Regions from separate parts of the Homo sapiens genome. Here region 1 is linked to region 2. The links are chromatin loops, found by intact Hi-C in ENCODE. Cell type or tissue: Caco-2. All regions are shown on one strand.

Region 1 (2,500 bases), 110 kb after region 2:
AACACACCCAGTTCTGGCAGGAATGAAAAAGCAAGGAAGTACCTGCTGTGACGACCAAATTACTGTTCAGTGGATCCACTTCCAGGCAGGGTTTCTAACTGCAGCGCAGACCAGAGACTCCGAGAGGCGGGGTGCAGGAGCCAGGGAGCAGGCAGCTGCCAGAGGAGCAAGGTTTCAGAGTGTCCCGGGCAAGCACAGTGGAGGGTCTTCCTACAGCCCAAAGCTGCTGCAGTTCTTAGGAGCAGAGACAGGTGTGAGGTGCAGGCACCAGACTCTACACTCTCCAAACCCTGTGCTGCTCCCGGACCTGAAAGGAGCGGGGATGGTCCAGGAGGGGCCAGGAAAGCGTCTGGGTTCCTTTATGCAGACTCAGTAAAAGGATTAGAGGGACCTTGTTCCTTCGCCTCCTGGTGCTCTAACCAAGTGAGGCTGTGCTGGGAAATGAAGCCTCACAGTAAGACACATCACATGTAGCCCTGACCTTCACTGATACTGACTGTCTGGATGTGCCTTCCAAGACCAGAGCAGGTTCCTGTCTAACCCATGCTGAAATTGATGCTGGCAAGGAGTGTCACCCTGAAACGCTGCCTGCATCGAGCCTGGTACACTTGCAAAGCACTTTCCGTCCTGTGTCTCATTTATCCTTGCATCAATGCTTGAAGCAGCCAGACCAGGGATGAATCTCCCCATTGTAAAGGTGAAGAAAATGAGAGACAGTCTAAGTGGTTTCTCTTGGGTCATCCAAGAGCAGAGTGTCCTGGGGTAAAGTTCTCTGTTCTTCCCATTGCCCTAGATCAAGTTCCTTACTTTTCTTGGAAGATTCTAGAGACTCTTGCTCAAGATGGAGGTTAGGAGACTTTGCAAAGTACACAGGATGACGTGGTGGTAGGCAAGTCTATGGAATACCAACATCACTTTTCTCAACTGGTAAAAGTATTTTTCCAGTTAGCTGAGTACGCAGACCAATCATCAGAATAAAAAAAGAATCCAAAGTATACCTTGAACTCTAAGGGTATAGAAAAAATATACTGCGGAGCAAACTGCTTCTCTGATACACTTCAAATGATCATTGACTATCCTTTCTAAACTGGCTAGAGAACAGCTGGAGGCACGCAGCATTTCTCTAAGATGCAGATGGAAGAAAAGCCCTCCATGTTACCAGCATCCCCAACCCCTATGCCTTACTCAGACGTATGTTTAAGACCAGCAGCCAGCTTCATGCTCCTACCAAGCCACACAGACCATCTCCTGAACCAAACATGTTTATCCACAAGAACTTTCCTGACAAGAATCACGGGACTGGAGGGAGGTTTGGCTCCTTTTGCAATTTAGAAATGCTCAACTTCTATGGCCCAGGTCCCTTCTGCCCCATGATGGAAAAAAAGGTGAACTGTCCAAGTCCAGCAAGATGGGGGCTAGGCCAGAGGGGAAAAGAGGTTCAGCTATCTGAAGAATGCACCTTTTATCTAAGCAATCCCTTAGGCTTTTGCACTTTACTCAGAAAGGTCAGCGCTTTGGTAGGCTGTATGGCTGCACAGGGCTGAGAAGGGCACGCTTGTTAGGTATTCACACACTCAAATAGAGCCTCTCTGAGCAGACTGGTCACAGACACAGTCATTCCCACAGAATGCAACTTAAATAGGCAGAGAAAGAAATTATGCATGTGAGACCTGTGGGTGCAGCCATCCAGGAGGGAAATCAGCTATTCTAAAGATTGACTCTACAAAGCAGATGTAATTTTCTGAGGGAAGAAGCTGGGCCAGTTGTAGGGAGAGAGGAGGCTGCATTAACCAATGAAAAATGCTCCTTGGAGGGAAAAAAGGCATTAGACTTGCAAGGAAAAAGACCCCCACTCCACATCTCTTTTTTCATTTGGATGCTTCCAAAATGTTCTTGGTCCGTGACTTAAACATACCGTAAAATCAAACTGCCAATTGCCAAATGAGGAAGTGGTATGAGCAGGCAATTCATCAAAGAAGAAATACAAATGGTTAATATTTGAGAAATGTATAACCTCACAAATTAATAAAAAAGATGTCAGATAAATCCTGACATGCCATACCCTACAATGAGCCGGGTACTCTGGTCCAATCCAAACAGCATCCTATTCCCAAAAAAACTCTGCCAAGCTTGTCCAACTCGCCTTATTTTGTTGTTGTTCTGTTTTGTTTTGTTTTAGGCTTTTAGTGCCTGAAGACATAGGTTTTAGTTTCTGTCTCTAGTGATAAGTGGAAAAGACGGATGAGGAAAGGTCTTTACTGGCCTAACCAGAAACAGAAATTAAGAACCCGTGAGTGCATTCTCTCCCTTGGACACCCCTGCGTACTGTTACTTCTATTGTCCAAAGTCAAAGCAGAGGCCTAAAGCACTTGCCCAGGTATCGAGACCATCAGAGCCAAGATTTGAATCCATGTTTTTCTGATGCTAATATGCTGCTCTTAACCATGGTACAGCAGACTCTCTTATGAGTTAGAAAAATGTTTTTTTCAAAGAGCCTCAG
Region 2 (2,500 bases):
GTGGGTGCCTGTAATCCCAACTACTAGGGAGGCTGAGGCAGGAGAATCGCTTGAACCCAGGAGGCGGAGGTTGCAATGAGCCAAGATCCCGCCACTACACTGCAGCCTACACAACAAAGCAAGACTCCATGTCGGGGAAAAAAAAAAAAAAAAAAAAAAAAAGACATGAGAGGTACAAGAAGGGTCAGGAAAACCACCTGCAGAGGCTGCAGAACAGTAAGAGTTAGCCAGGTGGTCAGGTGAAGGAACAATGAGGAGTACTATGGCACGGTGGCCAGGGAGAGCAGCAACATTTCAAAGTGGGATGCCAGAATAGTGAATTCCAAAAACTCCTGGATCAAGTATGACTGGAACATAAGACGAGAGAAGTGGAAAGACAGGCAACCAGGCAGACAGGCAGGGTCCCGCTCAGGAAGGGCCCTCTAAGCCACTTGACGGAGTGTGGAATTTATCCTTTCAGCATTATGCAGTCACTGATCTTGTGTTTTTTTGTTTTGTTTTTTTTTTTGAGACAGGGTTTCTCTCTGTTGCCCAGGCCACAGTGCAGTGATACGATCACGTCTCACTGCAGCTTTCACCTCCTGAGTTCAAGTAATCCTCCTATTTCAGTGTCCCTAGTAGCTGGGACTACAGGCATGCCACTATGCCCAACTAACTTATTTATTGTAGAGATGGGGTCTCACTATGTTACCCAGGCTGGTCTCAAACTACTGGCCTCAAGTGATCCTCCTGCCTTGGGCTCTCAAAGTGCTGGGAGTATGGGCATGAGCTACCCCACCTGGACAACTGAGCTGTTTTAATCTGGAGAGTTTTGTGATCAGATTTTCCCTTTAATGAAATGAAGTTTTGGCCTTCACTGCAACATTTTTACTGTTTCTCAGAGTGTGGCCCATGAACAGTTTACATCAGAACCCTGGATCGCTGCAGGTATACATGTACAAATCAGAGTCTGTATTTCAACCTAGTTTCTTCCCTGATTCGTCACTGAACACGCACAGGCGTACATACTCTAAAGTTCTTTGAAGAACCTCCAATTTAACAGCTAGAAAAGCAGAGGAAAACCTGTATCTAATATTAAAGAACAATGACTCTTCAGAAAGCTACTCACATCTTAGCCAGAAGATGGCGCAGGTTTTCCATTTACCTGGCTCCTGCCTGGCTAGAAAGATGGAAATCTTGTTCAAAAGAAATTGCTTGATCTCATTACTTAAGTCAGAAGAGGGCTCCCCAGAAATTATGATGGCAAGTGAGAAATGAGAAAGACTTATAACAGGTGGGAATAGGCATCCCATCTCCATAGATGCCACCCTTCTCTCCAGAAAGCATAGCAAATTAGGACATGTCCACAAGGCTAGAAGAGTACTACACTCCCAAAAAGAAAGCTCTAAGCATCAGGTGCGGTGGCTCACGCCTGTAGTCTCAGCACTTTGGGAGGCTGAGGTGGGCGGATCAGGAGGTCAGGAGTTCAAGACCAGCCTGGCCAACATGGTGAAACTCCGTCTCTACTAAAAGTACAAAAATTAGCCGGGCATGTTGGCAGGTGCCTGTAATCCCAGCTACTCAGGAGACTGAGGCAGGAATGAAACTGGGAGGTGGAGGTTGCAGTGAGCTGAGATTGTGCCACTACACTCCAGCCTGGGTGACAAAGCAAGACTCCATGTCAAAAAATAAAAAATAAAAAAGCTCTAATTAATCCCTCCGCCTTTTTTTTTTTTTTTAATATATTGGCTGCAGAGTTAGGGCCAGCCATTATAAGAGGGTAGGCCTTAATTTAGGAAAAACAGCAACTAGCCTCCATCCCCAGGTGCAAGTGAGAGAAGACCTCTAGTCCCAGCCGGGTACAGTGGCTTACTCTGGTAATCCCAGCACTTTGGGAGGCCAAGGTGGGCAGATCATGAGGTCAGGAGATAGATACCATCCTGGCTAACACGGTGAAACCCCATCTCTACTAAAAATACAAAAAAATTAGCCAGGTGTGGTGGCACGCACCTGTAGTCCCAGCTACTCGGGAGGCGGAGGCAGGAGAATCAGTTGAATCCAGGAGGCAGAGGTTGTAGTGAGCCAAGATCGCGCCACTGCATTCCAGCCTGGGTGACAGAGCGAGATTCCATCAAAAAAAAAAAAAAAAAATCACCTCTAGTCCCAGGGCTAGTGGACGGGGATGCACCAGGTTCCCTAGATTGTTGAACCCATCTTGCTGGTTCTCTTCCTTTGCTCCTAGTTTGAGTCCTGGCATCAGTGAGGGCTAGATGCAGAGCCCACCACGTTGGGACCTCCACTGAGAGTTAGTTTTGTGTGAATCAAAATGAAATTCTAAGCCCCCCAACCAACTGAATGGAGACCCCCACCCCCATTCTAAAGCAAGCCTGAAAAACCAGTTCAGGCCATCATGGGAAGAGGGGATCAGACAAGCCTCATTATACCATTCTCCTTTTGGAATTCAGGCACAACTGACCAGCATTAACATTAAAATAAGAGATTTTAGGCCTGGTGTGGTGCT

The links. Hi-C counts contacts between places; a loop is a spot of excess contacts. Peaks named below come from ENCODE experiments on the same cell type or tissue, not always from the same donor. Only the 100,000 strongest peaks of a DNase experiment are listed, where the experiment ranks them.
Region 1: it touches region 2 in a loop (7-fold over the local background); 6 of 110 quality-filtered maps call a loop at or near these places.

What each region holds. Positions count from the first base shown.
Region 1 is chr1:62,286,920-62,289,419 of GRCh38, forward strand. The region is part of intron 1 of KANK4 (KN motif and ankyrin repeat domains 4); the gene reads right to left. Among named protein-coding and RNA genes, the nearest start is that of KANK4, 31 kb to the right of the region's middle. In Caco-2, no CTCF peak of the experiment used is centred here; a DNase peak (open chromatin) is centred at 1,512; H3K4me3 peaks cover 292 bases.
Region 2 is chr1:62,174,642-62,177,141 of GRCh38, forward strand. No RefSeq gene overlaps it. Among named protein-coding and RNA genes, the nearest start is that of L1TD1, 19 kb to the right of the region's middle. RefSeq lists an enhancer at 2,346-2,500. In Caco-2, a CTCF peak has its summit at 1,147 (motif pointing right); no DNase peak of the experiment used is centred here.